Regions from separate parts of the Mus musculus genome. Here all the other regions are linked to region 5. A link is a loop called in an ENCODE intact Hi-C map of the cell type or tissue named here. Cell type or tissue: left cerebral cortex. All regions are shown on one strand.

Region 1 (4,000 bases), 350 kb before region 5:
TCTGCTCGAGCTCCTCCCGGAAGCGCTTCTCGGCAGCCGCTTGCTCAGCTTGCAGCTGCTGACAAAGGTGCTTGGCAGGCAGCAGCTCACTTACCAGGGCCTGTGTGCTGGTGTGCTCCAGCTGCAGGGCAGAGAGAGCTTGCTCCTTCTGGAAAAACTTCTCCTGCCAGGCCTTCAATTCTTGGCCCAACTCCTCAGCTCGCTCTGCTTGTGAGGCCAACTCCTGCCGCGAGTTCTCTGAAACTACACGCTGTTTCTCCACCTCTTCCCGGAGGCTCTGGACCTCCTCTCGTAGAGCTGAGCTGCGTTCTGCTGCCCTGGCACTATTGCTGGCTGTTTCTACTTGAAGCAGGCGCAGCCTCTCTTCCAGCTTCTGGCTCTTCTCGGATTCAGCTACAACCAGGCGCTTCAACTCCTTGCTCTCCCCTTCCTTCTCTAGGACTTGGCGATTCAGGATGGATACCTCCTCTTCCAAGCTGCTGATAAGACTGCTTTTTCTTTCAGCCTCCTGCTGGCCCCGGGCTACCTGGGCCTTCCACTCTTCCTCAGCTTTGCTATGGTCCTGGGCTTTAGCACGGAGGGCTTGCAACTCTCTCTGAGCTGAAGCTGAGGCAGCCTGATTATGCCCTAGCTCTCGAGCCTTCTCTTCTAACTGGCCCTGCAGTGTCTCCAGGGCTTTGTCTTGCTCGGCCCGGCAAGCCCGCTCAGACTTGAGGCTGTGTGTCAGGCCTTCCACCTGTTGCTGCTGCTGCTGACACTGCTGCTCTAGCTTACTGATCTCTGCCCGAAGTGCCTGCAACTCAGGGCCTGGTGCATCTGTCTTTCCAGCTGTCTCCGACTGGGTTCCTGGGCCAGAAGCATCTTCTCCACTGGCACCCCCTGCAGGGTGCTCTTTTTCTTTCTTCACTAACTGTATTTTCAGCTGTTCCAAAGTCTGTTGAAGCTCCTTCAGCTCTGTTCTTTGAGCTGCCTCCTGCCCTCGAAGTTTGGCAAGCTCTTGGTCTGTCCCTTCCTTTTCTGTCAGGGCATGGGCCAGTGCTTCCTGTAGGGCAGCAAACTCCACACGCTGCTCATTGAGGGTGTTCTGCAGTCGCATCTCCAGCTCTGCCTTGGCTGCCTTCTCCTGAGCCAGGTCAGCCTGGGCCTGGCCCCGCTCCTGGGTCAGCCGTGCTACCTCCCTCTCCTGTTGCCCACGCTCCTCTTGCTGCTGGCCCTGGCTCTTGATCAGTGCTGCCCGCAGCCTCTCCAGTTCACCGCCCATCTGCTCAGCTTCACGCTCCATAGCTTTTACTGCTGCGTGTGTACTAGAGAATGGCCGTCCCTGCTGTTCTCCTAGCTGGTCAGACGCTCTGTTTGCAGCTCTCGGGGGCTCTTTGAGCAGCTCAAGTGAGGCTGTTTCCTGCTGCTCACCTGCCTTGAGCACCAAGGTCTTCAGACAGGCCACCTCCTTGTTAGTGGCAGCCATCTTCTCCTGCAGAGCTGAGAGATCATCTACCAGCTTCTGTGCTCTCACTTCCTTCTCCTGGACCTGCTGGATGGCTTTGGCCAGACTGGCATGAAGCTGGGCTAGCTGACTCTGCTGCTGGCCTGGCTGGCCTTCACTGTGGATCTCTACTGCCTCCTCCTGGACCTCTTGGCCAGTCTTCTCCCCTTTCAAAGCCATCAGCTGTTCCTGGAACATGGCACCGTACCTTGCCTCCTCTTGCTGTCTAGCTTCAAACCGCTTCTGCCGGCTCTCAACCTCTCTGATGAGCCGCTCACACTCACTCTCAGCTCTGTGCTGGGAAGCTGTGGCCTCTGCCAGCTCATGCCGCAAGGCTTCAGTCTCAGCCTGATGAGCCTCTTCAAGCTGCTGTATCCGGGCCTCCAGCCCCTTTCGCCCAGCCTTCTCTTGCTCTAACTCCTTCTGTTCCCGCTCCCGCTGCTCCATCAGGCTTCGAGACTCTGCCTCCATCTCAGTGGCACGGCACTGCTGCTCCTTCAGGGCATCTGCAGCCCTGCGTTTCTCTTCTTCAAGGCTGCCTTTGGTAATCTTCAAAGACTCCTCAAGGGCCCGGAGCTGCTCCTGGAGCTGGGCCTTCTCCTGAACCACCTTTTCTCGCTCAGTTGTTTTTTGCTGCTCAGCTTTCAGCTGGGCTTCTAGCTCTGTCACACGAGCTTGAACCTGACGCTGTTCCTGGTGGGAAGCTTCAATGCAGGCATGAAGCTCTCCTATCTTTTGGCTCAGCTCTGCCTTTTCCTGCTGAGCCTGTGTGACCGAGGTCTGCGCATTGTCCCTAGCATCATTGGCAGCCTGAAGTTGCTGCTGCAGACTCTCTAGCTTGGCATCCTTCTCCTTCTCCACTGTTTCTAGCTGCTGGCGAGCAGTATCCCGTTCCCTTAGAGAGGCCTCTCGAGCCTCAGCAACGATGGCCAGTTGCTGGGCGTGATCCTGTCTGGTTGCCTCCTGCTCCTTGGCTGCCTCTTCTAATTGCTGCTCCTTCAGCTTCAGGCTGCTGCTCAGCTGCTCCACCTGCTGGCGGAGGCCCTGGGCAGCCTGTTCTTGCTCTTGCATGGTCTGTAGCATCTGAGCCTGTTCCTTTTTGGCCTGTTCTTTCAGACTGGCCAGCTCTTGATCTCGCTGCTGCAGGGTGGCATTGAGCCCTGTCATAGAGGTCAACTGGGCAGTGAGCTGAGCCCCTTGGGCCTGGGAGGCTTGCTCTAACTCCTCTTTGGCCTGGCTGAGGTTAGAGACGGAGCTCTGAAGGTCAGCAATCAAGCTGGCCAGCTGCTGCTTTTCGTCTTCAAAGCGGCTCCGTTCAGCAAGCAGCTGGGCTTCCTGCTTGCCACGTTCACACTCCAGTGTCTCTACGCGGGTTTGGAGCTGGGTGTTGTCTGTGGCAAGTTTGGCTGCCTCTTGCTTTAGAGTGTCCAGCTGTTGGGATAAAGAGACAAAATGGGGATCAACCCTATCAGAGAACACCAAGAATCAACCCTATCAGATGGCCTTACTGTCTGTCTGTCTGTATTTTCCTACCTGCAAGGCGTCTCCTAGCACCTCACCCTTCTCCGGGGCTGGGCTCTCCTGCAGCCGAGTTGCTTGATCTTCCAGCTGGGAAAGCTTTCCCTGAAGAATTTCATTCTTCTCTTCAAGACATTTCTTGGAGTAAGCAAGAGACCCGTGTAAACAGACACGAAGAACAGTCACCAGAGACTCAATTATCTTGTCCCCTAGATTTTCCTTTGCCCTGGCTCAGAAGAAAATTCTCAGAAACCATGGGTCTGAGCTGGGAGTAAGGGCTCCCCAAAACTCAAGAAACTGAGACTTGAAAATGAAGAGTTCAAAAACCAACCTGTGCTCACCAGACCCTGCATGCATATCAACAGAAACCACAGGTCTGGACTTTTTGAGAACTTGACTTTCTACTCCCAATTACATTCATAAATTTAAGTCAAAATATACAAAGCCTACATACCATGTAGCCTTCCTCAGACAAACCTTGACTCAGATACTACCCAAATGCTTAAAAAACAACCCCAGGCATCAAGCCAGCCTAGCCTCATCTGCCCCAGCCTGACATCAACTCCCCCTCAACTGTGGGCACAAAGTAACATGCTCTTTAATCCCAGCACTTGGGAGGCAGAGGCAGGCGAATTTCTGAGTTCGAGGCCAGCCTGGTCTACAGAGGGAGTTCCAGGACAGCCAGGGCTACACAGAGAAACCCTGTCTCGAAAAACCAAAAAACAAAAAAAACAAAACAAAAAAACAAAAAAACCACTCATGATTCCAGACTCTAAGTGATAGGCCCAAGAGCTACTAGGTTAGGAAGTAGCAGAGCTGGGCTCTTAGTAACAACGGTAATGCAGATTGGGCACCCCAAGTCTGAAATCTGGAATCCAACAATCCCAAACCCAAAACCTTTTGAGCTCCAAACAAGATACCAAGAAGAGTCTTAAAATTTTAACAAATAATTGTGGCAGAATCTTACAACTCTGGCACACAGGAGAAAAAGAGTAGAGA
Region 2 (4,000 bases), 760 kb before region 5:
GCAAGTGAGTACAGGACAAACAGGGCTACCTGGAGGAACCTTATCTCAAAAAAAAAAGAGAGAGAGAGAGAGAGAAGAAAGAAAGAAAAGAAAAGGAAAGAAAAGAAAAGAAAAGAAAAGAAAAGAAAAGAAGAAAGAGAAAAAGAAAAAAGGAAGGAAATAAAGAAAAGGAAAGGAAAGAAGAGAAAAGGAAAGGAAAGGAAAAAGAAAAGAAAAGAAAAGGAAAGGAAAGAAGAGAAAAGGAAAGGAAAGGAAAAAGAAAAGAAAAGAAAAGGAAAGGAAAGAAGAGAAAAGGAAAGGAAAGAAGAGAAGAGAAAAGGAAAGAAAAGAAAAGAAAAGAAAAGAAAAGAATAGAAAAGAAAAGAAGGGCTGGTGAGATGGCTCAGCAGTTAAGAGCACTGACTGCTCTTCCAAAGGTCCTGAGTTCAAATCCCGGAAACCACATGGTGGCTCACAACCATCCGTAACGAAATCTGATGCCCTCTTCTGGAGTGTCTGAAGACAGCTCTAGTGTACTTACATATAATAAATAAATAAATGAATAAACATGTTTTAAGAAAAGGAAAGGAAGAGAAGAGAAGAGAAGAGAAGAGAAGAGAAGAGAAGAGAAGAGAAGAGAAGAGAAGAGAAGAGAAGAGGAAAGAGAGCAGGCTGAGCAAGCCATGCAGAGCAAGCAGTAAGCAGTACCTGTTCATGGCCTCTGCATCAGCTCCCGCTGTCACTGCTTTTGATGATGAACAGTGAGTGGAAGTGTAAGCCAAATAGACCCTTTCCTCCCAAGTTTCAGTTAGCCACAGTGTTTTATCACAGCAATAGTAATGCTATCTAAGACAAGACCCAAGGGAAAGAGTTTACTAATTGCCCTGAGATGGGAAAGAACTAAGCTGTTGCCTGGTCTTTTTTTTTTTTTTTAAGATTTTTTTTTAATCATATGTGTGTACACTGTAGCTGTCTTCAGACACACCAGAAGAGGGCATCAGATTTTTGTTACAGATGTTTGTGAGCCACCATGTGGTTGCTGGGATTTGAACTCAGGACCTTTGGAAGAGCAGTCAGTGCTCTTAACCCCTGAGTCATCTCACCAGCCCTTGCCTGGTCTTCTTAAGTTAATAGGAACCATCAAGTTATCAGGAACTAGGACATGGGGATAATGGAAAGGAGAAGAGATTTAGAATGCTGGATTAGCCTGAGTGAGGTACTGGGTTTGGTCCAAATGAGGGGAAGGTGAGAAAGGAGAGGGTGGAAAGTCAGAGACGAGGATGGAAGGGGGATGTGAAAGGAAAAAGAAAAGGAAGAAGGAAGGAAGAGGCCAGTAAGGTAGCTCAGTGGTAAAGGTATTTGCTACCAAGCATAACTGAATGATATCAAGGCCGCATATGGTAGAATGAGAGAACAGACTCTGGTATGTTATCTTCTGACCTGTATACCCACACCATGGTTTATATTCACTTCCTCCAGCACGTGCACACACAGAGAGAGAGAGAGATAAATGTATGTAATAAAATATTTTTAAAAGAAAAAAGCTGGGCATGGTGGCGTACACCTTTAATTCCAGCATTCTGGAGTAGAGGTAGGTAAATCTCTGTGAGTTCCAGACCAGCTAGGGCTATACAATGAAACACCATTTAAAAGAAAGAAAGAAAGGAAAAGAAAAGAGAGATAGTGTTTAGAATTGAGGTAGAGAAAGGCCAGATGTGGTGGCATGTGCTTGTAGTCACTTAAGAGGTAGAGACATGAAGATCAATGAAGTTCAAGACGAACCTGGTCTATATCCAAGATCCAGGCTAGCCAGTGAGACATCACTATCATCACCAAAAGTAGTAAAAAGAAAGAGAAAATATAGACAATAGAATTAAAAGCCCCCTTGGGGATACTGTCTATTTAGTTAAAAAGAAAATATCAGGCGATGAATATCTGGTGATGAATAAACCCAACACTCAGAAGGTAGAGGCAGGAAGATGAATTCAGTCACCCTTGGCTAAAAATCAACAGAGAAAATGGATGACTAAAAGGCACATCAGACTTGTCTGTGGCCACGGCGCTGGTAAGAATAAACAGTGGGCTACCAGCAGTGCTGCAACACAAACAATTTTCTACCTACTGTGCCCTTGGAGAAGGAGTTGCTTTTCCTTAGAATGGACGCCAGATGGCGATACATGCACAGCTAACAAAAACATCAGAGGTGCCATTTCCCCCATCTCCAGTCTTGCTGATGTCTACTGTCCCATGACCCAACTGCAAGAAGCTGTACCACCAGAGAGTCAATTCTTCACTGAAATGCTGTTGCTTTCAATACAGTCTCTCCTGAAAAAGCCAGTATTACCACACCCTTCTATTACAGAAAAGTGGACCTACTATGTAGTAAAGACAGAGATCAATATATAATATTATGTGGAGAAATGAGTAAATAAATGTACAATTAAGCACTGTCCTGCTCAAAGCAACCAATCAATAAGGAAGAAAATTAAGCAGCCCGACTGAAATCTCATGACTGTGGCTCCAACACTTGTGTGACTAGGGACATTTCACCTGCTTCTTCATAGCAAGAAGGAAACAAAATTCTTTTTTTTTTTTTTTTTTTTTTAAGAGTCATTTCTTTTTTTTTTTTTTTTTTTAAAGATTTATTTATTTATTATATGTAAGTACACTGCAGCTGTCTTCAGACACTCCAGAAGAGGACATCAGATCTTGTTACAGATGGTTGTGAGCCACCATGTGGTTGCTGGGATTTGAACTCTGGACCTTTGGAAGAGCAGTCGGGTGCTCTTACCCACTGAGCCATCTCACCAGCCCGGAAACAAATCTTGCTTGACTCAAAGAATTATTTTGAAACCAGTGAAATCCTAGTTGTAATGTATATGCACTGTTACATTAACTCACACCAAAACTTCATGATAACAGTATCTTGCTGTGCATTTCTAGAGATATGAGGGACAAAGTGGCATGTGGCCTCTGTACTCTGTCAGAGAAGGGCTTGTGTGTGTATGCACAAGTCCTGGGGGGTGGGGGGTCTGTCTGTTGCTTGGTGCTACAGGGGTCATTAAGCTCAGGAGGATTAGGAGAGCAGGGAGGGCTGGAAGCTTAAGTTTTATCCCCAAACTTGGAATGCCTCTTGCTTAGATTCTTTTGTCTTTGGAATGAAAACAGTGCATGTTTTTCAGATAAATGAAGTATGGGAATTGTTTAGACAGCAGCAGTTAGCCCCTAGTTGGCAAAGGGCACAAAAGCAAAGTAACCATGAATCAGCTTAGAAATCAAACTGCTCTTGCTCTCTAAAAGCTCATAGAAATGAATCTGTTGAAGCTGCTGCTGCTGCTGCTGGAGAGTGTCAAAACTCAGAGCTCAGGGTTGGAGAAATGGCTCAGCAGCCCTCTTCTTCCAACATGTGGGTTCTGGAACTAAACTTAGCCTATCAGTTTGGCTGCACCTTTACTGGCTAAAGTACCTTCCAGGCAGACCTCTAAGTCCAGTTTTAAGTGGAGTTTGGCATATGTTAGGCATGTACTCTGTCAACTAATATCAACAATATTCTCAGCCCTTTTCGTTTTCTTTTTGAAACAGTCTTATGTAGCCCAGTCTCAAACACGTTAGTAGTCTAGAATAACCTTGTGCTCTTGATTCTTCTGCCTCCATCTCCAAAATGCTAGGATTACAGACATGTGGCACCATGACGGCTAGCTAGGTTTGTTAGGTTTCTTTGGGAGCCATGGGAAACAGTTAGCTGTATCCGTTTACATGAGAAAGGAAGCGATCAAGATGTAGGAGACCAAGCAGAATGATCTTAACGAGCCCCCTGCCAGGGAGGCTCTACACCTCTGGCAGCTATGCATTTCTCCCTTTCAGGCTTAGAGAGAAAAAGGTGGGGGGTTGTTTTGGTTGGTTTTAAATAAAATAGAATAAAAGTTCCTCTCAAGAGGAGTATCTACCCAGGGCAACTGAATTGGACACCAGGAAGCTAGGAACTCAAAACAGTTCTAAAAGGATGGTATAGCCTTTATGA
Region 3 (4,000 bases), 600 kb before region 5:
ACAAAAAACAAAAACAAATAAACAACTTCCCTATGTTCTGTTATTTCTAAATATCCAGGTTCTGTGGGTACCTCAGTTGTCTGTAAACTTATGACATATACCACTTACACAAACTCACCTGGTTAGGAAAGCTCATGAAAGACTAAGAAAAAGACTATGGCATGAACTTTCTTCAGTTTAGATTCTCCTCCTCTAAGAAGTCTTTCCATATGGCTCCACCTTTCTGCCTATCCTGTCTATCCTGCCTTATTGACCCTTCTCACATCTGTGACTCCAAAGTGGCTCCAAATCATCTGGATGCCGATGACCGTACACATATTAGTGATTTATTGAAGCAATTTCATTCCACAGATGTTTACTGAACACAAATGTGTGCTCAGACCTGCCTGTGCCAGGCCCAGTGGGTGGACACAGAGATGAATCAGATTCAACCTCAAAGGACTTAGCAGTTGGTAGAGGAGACAGACATTAGACACAGATACAATTTACTAGATCTCAAAACAGGATGACCTAAGTGATATTAAGGAACTATGAGCAATATGCTACATGCATAAACTTCAATTACTTAATTATTATTCTCAAGAGTGCATCACAGAAGGTCAGAGCCAAAGGGTATCATCTGCTCCAACCCCTTGTTTTCCAGTGGGGGAAGCTGAGACTCAGAAATGGGTAAGGTCGTGGCCTAAGATTGTTCTAGTCTGACTGGCAGAGTCCAGAGTTCAGGGTCTTCTGAAACTTAGTCCTAGGATTTTTAACTCCTCCACTGGATGCTTCAGATCGAATAGTTCTATATTCCATCAGACAGATATCTGAGAAAGTTCTCCCTCCTGGACAAAGGTGAGGCAAACCCAAGGCATTCAGAGCTCAGGAGACAGAGTGTGATCCCAGGTTGCCAACCCAGTCTTTCAATCTATTTTTACCCCATGTTCTTTCCACCCTGTTCCTACCACGATGCCCCTCAATTGATTCTCAAACAAACATGCTATTGCTTGTGGTGTTGGGGTACAGGCCTAAACACATGATAAGCAAGCATGCTATCTATCACTGAGCCTAATTTTCAATTTTTTTTCAGGTTTTTCTTTTTTTTGTTTGGGCTTTTGTTTGTTTGTTTGCTTGTTTTTTGTTTTTTTGTTTGTTTGTTTGTTTTGTTTTTTTTAGACCAGGTTTCTTTGTGTAGCCTTGGCTGTCCTGGAATGTAGACCAGGCTGGCCTTGAACTCGGGAACTTTTTATTTATTAAGGTAGGTAAGGTCTTATATAGTCCAGGCTGGCCTCGAACTTCTGAACCTCCTGCCTCCACCTCTGGAATGCTGAGATTACAAACGTGCTACCACACCTGGCTTGGAACGTATTTTTAATAGCTTCATTGAAGTCACTTGAATCTGATCCTGTTATTTTGGGGATTTACAAACCTCACTTAAGGACCCTGTTATTTTTGGGACTCACAAACCTCTTCCCATTAAATACCAAACACTAGTTCTGCCCTCCCAAATTTCCCCTAGCCCCTCCAATTTATTCTCTTCCCATTGGGAGGAATTTGCCTAAGGGCCAAAGAAGAAGTAAGGGGTCCACAAACTGCCTGTGCGATGAGAACAGGCTTCTGGAATCTGAGAACACTCGTTTAGTCAGTCACTGACCAGCCTGAGTTTGATTGTCCTAACTTGACTTTCTATACAGTACCACAGCACGGATACCTATTCTGTAATCTTCACATCCTCTGGGTGGAGAAATTTTTTTTGTTGATTTTACCAAAACAAAACAAAACAAAAAACTGATACTTGGAAACATTAAACTACCTGTCAGACCTGATCCACTTTATTTGGAGGTCCTCTGTAAGACGGGGTGTTTATCTTGTGTTGTTTTCACTGTACCTTGCGGAGCTCTGCACGTGGTAGAGCACCCAGAAAGTTGTTAAAAGAATCAAGACTGTGGATTCTCCAGGAAAACTGCGCCCAAGGCCTGGGTTAGAAGCACCAGAGGGCGCCCTCGAGGCCGTCCACTCGCCGGTCTCCAGGGCCCAAGCCGGACCTCAGGCCTGGGCGCGGTCCTACCGCTCCAAACAGCCGCGCGCCAGGGCGAGATCAGGGAACAAGAAGAGCCCCACGTCTTCCCACGCCCCGCCCCCTCCCCAGGGCCCCGCGGAGCTGCGAGGTGCGGAACCACGACACGACATCCTGTTTTGGGGGCCCGCGCGGCTCCGCCTGCATCTCTGCTGATCACGTCTTTTCCCGGGGTGCTGACGGCAGCTGCCCTCCCCCCACCTCTGTCTCCCCACCCTCCCCAGGGGTCTGGGACCTTCCCACTGCTGAATCACCACCACCCAGCATTCTCCCAAGGCTCAGGGCAGGGGTGGGGACTGCCCCAGCCTGACCCATTCCGGCTAACCCCTAGCCAGCCGCGGCTACCTCTAGATTCCCGGGCTGAGCGGAAGGCATTTCTCAGCCTTCCCGCGGAGGCTGCGGGGCGGGGAGTGAGATACTAGGAAGAGAACAAATGCCCAGCGCCTAGCTTAGGGCCCCTGCTGGGGGGTGGGGGGGAGATGCCAAGTGAAAGCGGGGAGACCTGACCTTGAGAGGCCAGACTCAAGGGGTCTCAGGGCTCACGGGGCGAAGAGTGGAGAGAAGCAGGGTGTGCGGGACTGTGCGGAGGGCAAAGCTTGCAGAAAACCCGAGGCTGGAGGGTGGGGGAGGCCTCCGACTTCCTAGTCCGCCCCGCCCCGGCCGGCCCGCCCCCGCGCCCCGCCCCGGCCCTGCCGGCCCGGCCCCCACCCCCCCACTTCCTCCGGCCTCCAGTTCTCACTTCCTTCTTGAGCCCAGAGCCGCCGCCGCCGCCCCCAGCTCCCCCGCCGCGGGGAGGGCACCAGGTGAGGCCCGGGTCGAGCCCGTCGGGCAGGGGTCCTGGGAAGAGGAGTTCAAGCTGGCCCGGACTGGGTACCCGGGAGCCGGGAAGTTTGCAGGAGGGAGGCCGAGGGCGGGAGGTTTTCGTTCACTGCAAGTTGGGCGGGCGCGGCAGGCCGGGCGGGGACAGCGGCCACCGCGACCCGATCGCTGGTGGCCGGGTTGAGGGTGGGATCCGAGGGACAGCGCGAGCTCCTGCTGTCCGCGAGGGACCACTGAGATCCGAACCGTGAGAGGCTCGGAAGTGGGAAAGCGCTGAGCTGTGAGGCTGGGACTCTGCGGTGGGGTGCCCTCAGAAGTTGTGGGGCTGTTCAGTAGTGTGTGAAAGGAAAGGGCCTCTGGGCTGCAGAAGGCGCGCTCTCTGCTCTGCAGTTGTGACATTTGTGAGGCTGGGGTTGGGGGTGGGGGGCGGTGTCTGAGGCCTCTGAAGTCTCACCCGGGAAGGTCGGAGCCAGTCCATAGCTGCTACACTGTTGCTGCTGAGGACTCGGTGGGGGAATCCCCATTCCCTCTCTGTATTTTTCTGAGCCAACCTCTTTATTCCTGTCCCATACAACAGCGGGTATTTAGTGAACACGTCTGTTGTGTCTATCAGACTCAATCTGGCCTTTTTTATTTTGAGGATAAACTGAGGAAGGAAAGGGCCACTATACCGATAGTCACTGACAACTTCCATGACTTTGAGAGGCAGCTGGAGTACTGGCTTTCGGTAATGATTGAGAGCTCTTAACGTCTTCTCCCTCACCTGAACTCCCCATACTGTCTTCCACATTCGCCATAGTGTCGACCACATTCGCCTCCTTCCGGCTCTTCCCCCAACCACATAGATGTACCCAGGCCCTGATCTCGCATTTACCCTGCCCTGCCTGTTGTTCAGCCTCTGACTACCACACACATATCTCCCCATTTTGTTTCTATCTTCCCTGCCGCCCTCAGTCCGTCTCCTTCCCTTGGTCTGTAATCTAGCTTTGGTGTCAGAAACTGCTTTAAACTTGCTGAGTTTGAGAGCCTTTTTCAAACGTCTTTAGCTTAGAGATGCTGGCTGCAACCTCCCGATGATGGAGATGATTAAACATGTGCACACGCCCGTGAACATGCAAGTTT
Region 4 (4,000 bases), 430 kb before region 5:
ATTAAAGGCGTATGCCATCATGCCTAGCAGTTTTTCAATTTTAAAACTGAGATTATACACATACCATAAATTAGCCTTCGGTCCTAGCACTCGGGAGGCAGAGGCAGGTGGATTTCTGAGTTTGAGGCCAGCCTGGTCTACAGAGTGAGTTCCAGGACAACCAGGGCTACACAGAGAAACCCTGTCTCAAGAAAAAGAAAAAAAAATTAGCCTTTGGAAACATGGATTAAAGCTGAGTAACTAAGTATTTCTAGGACGTTTTCTATCAACCCCCAGGAAACTCCAAATGCATGTCAGTCACTCCACATTCGTCTGTCTGTCCCCATAGACACCAGCAAACACTGATTTCAGGCTGGCCTGAAACTTGCTGTGTATCCCACTAGTCCAGCAGTCCTAGTTGTCAAATGTATAAGCTTCCTGAGTGCTAGGATTACAGGTCTAAGCTGTAAGATGTACATTGTGATCACATGCAGTGTGCGTGTGACCTGATCTTCTGATTCTGGCTCACTATGACCGGGGAAGGGCTTAGGAGAGCAGCGGGCTGGGGAGGACGGCTGCCTACCTCCTTGGCTCCTGCACTTTCCTCCTCTTCCTTCTGCCCACAGCCGTCTTCCTGTTTGGTTCTTCTGCTCTGGGCTCTGCGTTAGAAATGCTCGTTAATAATTTCTTGTCCCCCAGACATGATGGCTCGTGCCTGTAAGCCCAGCACTGGGAGCAGGTTTAAGGTCAACTGGGATGAGTGTTAAGACATTCTTTTGAAAGACAAAATCAAACAGTCTAGCTATTTCCTGAAGGCCTCCACACTTTAACTTTTCTTTCAAGATATTCTATCTTCTCTGTCTGCTCAATTTTTTTTTTTTTTTTTTTTTTTGCTCATTCAATAAGGAAATACTTTTTCCTGTAAGGTCTTTCCCTGGATTTTCTGACTGAAATCTTGATATTCTATGGTCTTTTCCTTCAAAGTACTTATAGATGAACTTTAGATTTCCTTGTTTGACACGGGCATTTCTTTACTAAGATATGAGCACTGTTATTTTATTAATTATAGCTATCTCTGGCTCCATATGAGGTTAGCACATAGCGATATTCATTAAATGCCTGTCAAGTGAGTGTTAACAAAACCCAATAGTCACTAATTACTTATTTGAAATTTCAGACACACTTGGTACGTACGGCACTGAATGTATTTCAAAGGGCTTACATAATCTCAGTACCTTATCAACAGTATACCCCCAAATCCCCGAATGCTTGGTTTCTTTTCAGTCTCCTCTTACAGCCTCTGAAATGACCCCCATTACCGACTGCCTGTTTGTACCGAGAGCTCCTCTGAGTGTAGGTGGTCTCTAGCAAATGGCACGGCATCTATGAGAAGGTTGCAGAACGCTAGGATGCACCTTTAATCCAGCACTTGAGAGGCAGAGGCTAGTAGGTCCCAGTGAGTTCTGGGCCAGCTAAGAGCTAAGTAGTGAGAGATCTTATCTTAAGGGGGTAAAAAAGCTGTGACTTCTGGTTGGCCCTGTCATTCCCTCGTGTTTGTCACCAATGAAATAGCCGCCACACTCTGAGATGCTGACACTCTGAGATGTTGACACTCTGAGATGCTGACATTCCTTTTCCTTTGTCACAGGGTCTTGTGTTCCTCAAGGTGGCCTGCAGCTCTGTCTGTAGCCGAGAATGATCTTGACTATTGACCTTCTGCTTCCTCCACTTCCCAAGAGTTGGGCTTGAGGAATTCACCACAGTTGTCTTTCTGAGATGATCACAGAATGCTAATACTGCACCGGGCTGAGCTATTATTTGGTTTAACCCTTTTCCTATAAACATGAGCAAAGAGAGGCAAAGACAAAGGTTCCTGGTTCCTAGGCCAGTATTCTTACAGCCATTATGTAGGATTTAATTTCTCTCTCCCCTGACAGTTTTCCCTTCACTTGAAGCCAGTGAGCTAGTCCAGTACGCTGCGGTAGAGTCGGGGAAGAAGGGCAGCCTCACCTGCACTCTCTGCACGGCTGGGACCTGGTTCTCCGTGGCTGTTGTTTGGGCTTACCACACTGGCTGGAGGGGCCTTACGGGCAGCAGAAAGCACCATGCGGGCTGCCCGCCCCAGAGGCCCTGGCTGCAACTGCTTCAACATACCCTTGAGCTCTGAAATTTCCTTGGTGCTCCTGCAGAGACGTAGTAACTGGTTTCACTCAGAATACAGACATTACTCTACTTACTTGAATGAAACATAGTTTGCCATTCTGACATGTTTAGACCTTAAGTGACTAACCAGGGGACCACGGGATGGGTTTTTGTGCCCATGAGCTATATGGCCTTGTCCTTGAGAAATATCAACAGCAGGTACATACGTCTGGGGATCGGGGAAGAATGTCCTCCGGATAGAAGGATTAGTCAGCCAGGGCCTAGGATCAGACTCCAGCACATCTGTAGAGTTCTGAGGAGAAAATGGAGAATACCCAGATTTACCAGCAGGGGACACTGCTGCCTAGGAACGAACATGATTGTATCTGCCGTGAGCAATCTATAACACTGTGATTTTTGTATGCTCAGGGTTTTGTCAGGATCAGAAGGGCTCTGGAACTAAAAGAATCCACACTATTGGGTAAAACCAGCCTACAGGGACTAATACACCTCTAATCCCAGCACTCGGGAGGCAGAGGCAGGCGGATTTCTGAGTTCGAGGTCAGCCTGGTCTACAAAGTGAGTTCCAGGACAGCCAGGGCTATACAGAGAAACCCTGTCTCGAAAAAAACAAAAAACAAAAAAAACCCCAAAACAAACAAACAAACAAAAACCATTATTCCACCTGGCACTGGCAGCTCAAATATCCAGAAATGGTCTCAGCCTGAACTCTAGTAGGATTTCTGGTGGTTGCTCAGGGGCTTGTAAAGCCAGTCCCCTCTACCAAAAGGAATTTCTCTCTCTCTCTCTCTCTCTCTCTCTCTCTCTCTCTCTCTCTCTCTCTCTCTCTCTCTCTCTCTTTCTGTTTTTTCGAGACAGGGTTTCTCTGTGTAGTCCTGACTGTCCTGGAACTCACTTTGTAGACCAGGCCGGCCTCGAACTCAGAAATCTGCCTGCCTCTGCTCTCTTTTTTATATCTACAAAAAAACCTTCCACTTAACCATACCATGGATCAGTCCATGTCATTAGTTCATACGCAGAAAATCTTATATTCTTTCTCTCTCTTTTCTTCAATCAAGTATCAGGTTCTAACTAGAAACTGAAAAGTTAGAACATACCTGGTTAAGCCCAGAGCTCCCAGGGGCTGAGGGATCTACTACAGGGTCAGCCAGAGAGCCCAGAGAGGAACGCACTCGTAGGAAGGCCAGGCCAAAGGACTGATGACGTGTGAAAGGTTGGGAGCAGGTCAATCGAAGTCGATCCCAGGACTCTCCTGAGGCTGGAGTCAGGAAATCACCTGAAGAAAAAACATCAGAGAAAAAGGAAGGGCTGGAGAGAGGGCTCAGTAGTTAAGAGCACTCGTTATTCTTGCAGAGGACCAGAGTTCAGTTCCTAGCACCCATGTCACATGGTTTACCTGTAATTCTAGTCCCGGGAATCCCACACTCTCTTCTGGCCTCCTCAGGTACAAGTACATATATCCACCCCCCCATCTACATAAATAGAACAATAGAAATAAATATTTACAAATGAGAGAGAGAGGGGGAGGGCGGGAGGAAAGCGGGCATGTGTCATCTCAGCACTTGGGAATAGAGGCAAGAGGCTAGCCTTGATTGCAAAGCAAGTTTCAGGTTTGCTTAGGCTACATGAGACCCTGGAGAGAGGGAGAAGGAGAGGGGAAGGTGTGTGTGTGTGTGTGTGTGTGTGTGTGTGTGTGTGTATGCAAGTGTGAGCTTGAGCAACAGAGAAGGAGGAGGCAGGGAGAACGTCCGCATCAGAAGAAAGGCAAGCCAAGTCAAGGCCAACACGCGGCAGATGCCAACCAGAGGAAGAATGGAGATCAGCGGTACACGTCCCTTCAGGCTGTGCTGCTCAGGGG
Region 5 (4,000 bases):
TATGGTATCTGTGAGCACAGGTGTACATGTGCCCTAGTGCTCATGTGGAGTTCAGACGAACCGGTTCTCTCTTACCACTTCCTGGGCTCTAGATATTGCTCTCAGGTTCTCAGGCCTGCACACGAGCTCATCTACCTGCTGAGCCACCTGACTGGCCTCAATATTTACACTTTCAATGCGAAACTCATTTTATTTTGAAAGACTTTGAATTTTATTTTTTATTACATATATGTATGTGGGTGTATGAAGCGAGGTCCAGGGGCTGGAAGAAGATATCAGATCCTCTGGAGATGACGGATACAGGCAGCTGTGACCCACCATGTACTGGGAATAGAATCTGGGTCCTCTGCAAGAGCAGCAAGTGCTCTTAACCCCTGAGCCACTGATCCATCTCTAGACCTTGGATGTGAAATGTATTGTATGAAATGAATGTATTTCAATGACACTATTTTAAAAAACCATAAAAATGTGACATAGTTCAATTTTCATATTGGGAAATATATATAATATATATTGTAGTGTTGTGGGGCATCCACCAGAGAAGACTGCTTGGACACGGCTGTAAACCAATATAAAGTCTCTGTTAGCCAACTGGCGACTACAATGGTGTTTAGGACCCCAGTATCACACTAAGCCTTTCTCAGGATGAGCTTTTTAGCACAAAAACAAAAAACAAAACAAAACAAAACCCAAACATATTCTGGGTTGACATACTTCAGATAATAAGAACAGTTAGCCAGAAGCAGAACTACAGAGGCCAACAGCAAGGTTAGCACATTCAACGACCTTTCCAGACCTTTGATGGAGTTCCAGGGTTCTGGCAGGTGGTGCTGTCTGCCTGCTGAGTTTCATGGCCTGAACTGTTCTTGCATCATTGGCATCCCTTGTGCAAGGTCTCGGGGACTCCGAAGGGCTGGAGGCCTGTTACAGCAGCTGCATGGCCTGTGTGTAAAAACACTCTCTATGTATAAAATAACTGTGTAACAAGCTTGTGAAGAAAAGGACACTCACTGGTGAGAGTGTAAAAGAAAGAAACTCGGTAGTAGGCTAAGACACCACAGCAAAACATTGGAATTTAAATTATAGCTGCACTAACACATCCATAAAATAAGGAATTAAAAAAATATATATTTCTTTTTGGTTTTCTTTCTTTCCTTCTTTCCTTTTCCCTTTCTTTTCCCTTTCCCTTCTTTCCTTCTTTCCTTCCTTCCTTCCTTCCTTCCTTCCTTCCTTCCTTCCTTCCTTTCTTTTGCCAAGACAAGTCTCACTATGTAACTCTGATTGTCCTAGAACTCATTATGTAGATCAGGCTGGCCTCCAACTCACAGAGACTCCCTGTCTCTGCCTCCCAGTGCTAGAGCTAGGACTAAAGTCACTGTGCCTAGTTTTTTTTTTTTAAACTTTCTTTTCTTTTTTTTTTAAGATTTATTTATTTATTATATGTAAGTACACTGTAGCTGTCTTCAGACACCTCAGAAGAGGGCATCAGATTTCATTACGGATGGTTGTGAGCCACCATGTGGTTGCTGGGATTTGAACTCGGGAACCTCTGGAAGAGCAGTCGGTGCTCTTAACCACTGAGCCATCTCTCCAGCCCTAGTTTTTTTTTTTTGTTGTTGTTGTTTTTTTGTTTTCCCCAAATATTCCTAATAATAAAATATTTAAAATAGCCTACTGTTTGATATTTATTCACAGGGAAATTGGTTTAAATACATCAAGATACAATGAAATGGACAGACAATGGGGGCTTCTTTTTTTAAATAGCATTTCTGTGTAGCCCAGACTGGCCTTGCACTGTCTACACATTTAAGGATGATGACCTTGAACTCCTGATGCTCCTGCGCCTACCTCCCAAATGTTAGGATTACACTATGGCGGATGAAAATAGTTGTCCTTGCAATGGGCACAGTGCCCCTGGGACATTAGGATGACATGCAGAGAAAAAGGAGAGTTTACTTGTTCCAGTGAACTTGAAATCGCTCTCTCTCTCCCCCCACCCTGTGTGTGTGTGTGTGTGTGTGTGTGTGTGTGCGCGCGCACATACACACGCACGCGCTCGCACATGTGTATTATATAAGCTCTCTAACCAAATGAGGGAAAATGCTTTCAGTAACATCCAAACTGGCAATCAGTATTTTCTTTGTGTAGAAACACTGACATCTTGTGGACTTCTGTGTTAATACAGCTGGATACCTCTAAAATCAGAATTTTGTCCATTCCACTCTGTTCCATGCCTCTCAGTAAATATGTGCTGAGTATCCATCTTAGACTTTTGCCAACATTTAAAGCTTACACTGTTTTTTCAGGGTGTGATGGCACATGTCTTTAATCCCAGCACTCTGGAAGCAGAGTCAAGGTGATCACTGTGAGTTTGAGGGCAGCCTGGTCTTCATAGTGAATTCCGAGACAGCCAAGACTATGTAGAAAAGCCTTGTCTCAAACCAACCAACCAAACAACCAAACAACCAACCAACCAAACAAACAAACAAACAAAACTTACAAACTTTGGATAATATTTATCCTCATTTATGGAGCCCCAGAGAGCATGTAAAAACTGAAGCTATGTCATGAATAAGATAGGAGAGCTTTGCTGCAATCACCAGACAACACTGATACAGTGTTGAGTCGCCATGGAGACAGCTCAGCTTTCTCTGGGAGACCATGGAGGCTGAGTGTCAGGGAAGGCCTCCAGGAAGGAAGTATTTACTATCCGTTCTGTTCCTCTAGAGAACCCCCAGTGTTCCTTGAACCCCAAGTGTGAAGTAGATAGGCTATAGGGTAAGAAAATAGCTCAGCCCAGCAGGTCAGGCAGGTTATTAGGTTCTCTAAGCAATTTCCCAGTTACGGACTTTAGGCATTGAAGCCAAGGCTAAATTTGAACCCAGTGCTTCCTCTTATTCTGACCATGAACATCTTGCTCTGTTCTCTGGCCTGTGCCTGCTGCTCAACACATCACACACAAGAGAGAAGGCTCAGCAAATCAAAGCACTTTCCTATTCAATCTTCAAAGCCTTGATAGAAGAAAAGAATTGATTCTTGACAGTTGACCTCTGACCTCCACATGTGTGTTGTGACATGATATCCCTATCTCTATTCTCCCTCTGTGTGTGTGTGTGTGTGTGTGTGTGTGTCTGTCTCTCTGTCTCTGTCTCTGTCTGTCATACACATATACTACTACTACTACTAAATACTTTTTAAAAATAAGCAAGGGGGAGAGGGAATTTGTTTCTTCTGATGTTTTTAAAGGACTCAGTCCTTGGTCACTTGGACTATGTACTTGGGCAGAAACATGACAGTAGCAGGAGTGTGTGAGGGCAGACAAGAAGTAGAGAAATGGGACTAGAGGAACAGATCAGGGCCTGCCTCTAATCACCTACCTCCTCTAAGTAGGGCTCTGCCTCTTGGCTTCCACCAACTCCCAGTGACACCATCGTATTACAGCTCCATCAAGGGGCTAATCCCTTCATTAGGTCAGAGTCTTCACAATCTAATCGATTTTGAAAATACCATCATCAATGACATCCCCTGATGATTTACTAATCAAGCCACAAAGCCCAATCTTGTTGGTAAATATCACAGGCTTCAGCCTCTGGGCAGGGAAGAGGAAGCAAGATTGGGCAAGGGAAGACAATGAATGGTGAAGCAGACTTAGCCCACCCAGAGCTGTAAGAGTGGCCCAGGTCAGACTGAAATGATGTAGTCTTTGGATGCCCTGCCTGCTCAGTTACTCACTGAAAACGCCGGCATTTATTTTGTCCCTGGACTACACTCTGACTGTGGGTAGCAAGTCCTTGGTCAGGAGAACCTGTTAGCATAGTACCACAACTACCAAAACCCTGCGCACTGGTCCTTTATTGATCAATTTTCTAGTACACTCTGAGCTGGCTACTGTTGGGTTCTGGGAGATTGGAGCAGACACAGCGTTGGTGAAACACAAGATCTTGCTTTCCAGATTAGTGTAGAGTAGAGTGTTGCGTTCAGAGGATAGTGAGAGGTCCTA

The links. Peaks named below come from ENCODE experiments on the same cell type or tissue, not always from the same donor. Only the 100,000 strongest peaks of a DNase experiment are listed, where the experiment ranks them.
Region 1: a loop joins it to region 5, with 4 times the contacts of the local background. A loop is called at or near these places in 3 of 42 quality-filtered maps.
Region 2: it touches region 5 in a loop (6-fold over the local background); 5 of 42 quality-filtered maps call a loop at or near these places.
Region 3: a loop joins it to region 5, with 22 times the contacts of the local background. A loop is called at or near these places in 9 of 42 quality-filtered maps.
Region 4: it touches region 5 in a loop (5-fold over the local background); 27 of 42 quality-filtered maps call a loop at or near these places.

Annotation. Positions count from the first base shown.
Region 1 is chr7:101,997,214-102,001,213 of GRCm38, reverse strand. It overlaps Numa1 (nuclear mitotic apparatus protein 1), which reads right to left. Exons shown (of 25, transcript NM_133947.3): 13 at 3,017-3,139; 14 at 1-2,914. Among named protein-coding and RNA genes, the nearest start is that of Gm39061, 7.8 kb to the right of the region's middle. In left cerebral cortex, CTCF peaks have their summits at 930, 1,615 (motif pointing left) and 2,518 (motif pointing left); DNase peaks (open chromatin) are centred at 32 and 2,507; H3K27ac peaks cover 2,491 bases.
Region 2 is chr7:102,415,783-102,419,782 of GRCm38, reverse strand. All of the region lies in intron 6 of Stim1 (stromal interaction molecule 1), which reads right to left. Among named protein-coding and RNA genes, the nearest start is that of Rrm1, 24 kb to the left of the region's middle. In left cerebral cortex, a CTCF peak has its summit at 2,138 (motif pointing right); a DNase peak (open chromatin) is centred at 2,152.
Region 3 is chr7:102,248,907-102,252,906 of GRCm38, reverse strand. Rhog (ras homolog family member G) reads left to right here and starts at 2,789. Exons shown (of 2, transcript NM_019566.3): 1 at 2,789-2,862. In left cerebral cortex, a CTCF peak has its summit at 1,971 (motif pointing right); DNase peaks (open chromatin) are centred at 2,082, 2,820 and 3,282; H3K4me3 peaks cover 2,344 bases; H3K27ac peaks cover 1,966 bases.
Region 4 is chr7:102,077,167-102,081,166 of GRCm38, reverse strand. It overlaps Xntrpc (Xndc1-transient receptor potential cation channel, subfamily C, member 2 readthrough), which reads right to left. Exons shown (of 22, transcript NR_104582.1): 5 at 3,240-3,418; 6 at 2,349-2,434; 7 at 1,990-2,162; 8 at 563-638. It overlaps Xndc1 (Xrcc1 N-terminal domain containing 1), which reads right to left. Exons shown (of 11, transcript NM_001286689.1): 6 at 3,240-3,418; 7 at 2,349-2,434; 8 at 1,990-2,162; 9 at 563-638. Among named protein-coding and RNA genes, the nearest start is that of Trpc2, 3.9 kb to the left of the region's middle. In left cerebral cortex, a CTCF peak has its summit at 2,475 (motif pointing right); a DNase peak (open chromatin) is centred at 2,460.
Region 5 is chr7:101,651,981-101,655,980 of GRCm38, reverse strand. No RefSeq gene overlaps it. Among named protein-coding and RNA genes, the nearest start is that of Clpb, 9.8 kb to the left of the region's middle. In left cerebral cortex, a CTCF peak has its summit at 2,164 (motif pointing left); a DNase peak (open chromatin) is centred at 2,081; H3K4me3 peaks cover 453 bases; H3K27ac peaks cover 352 bases.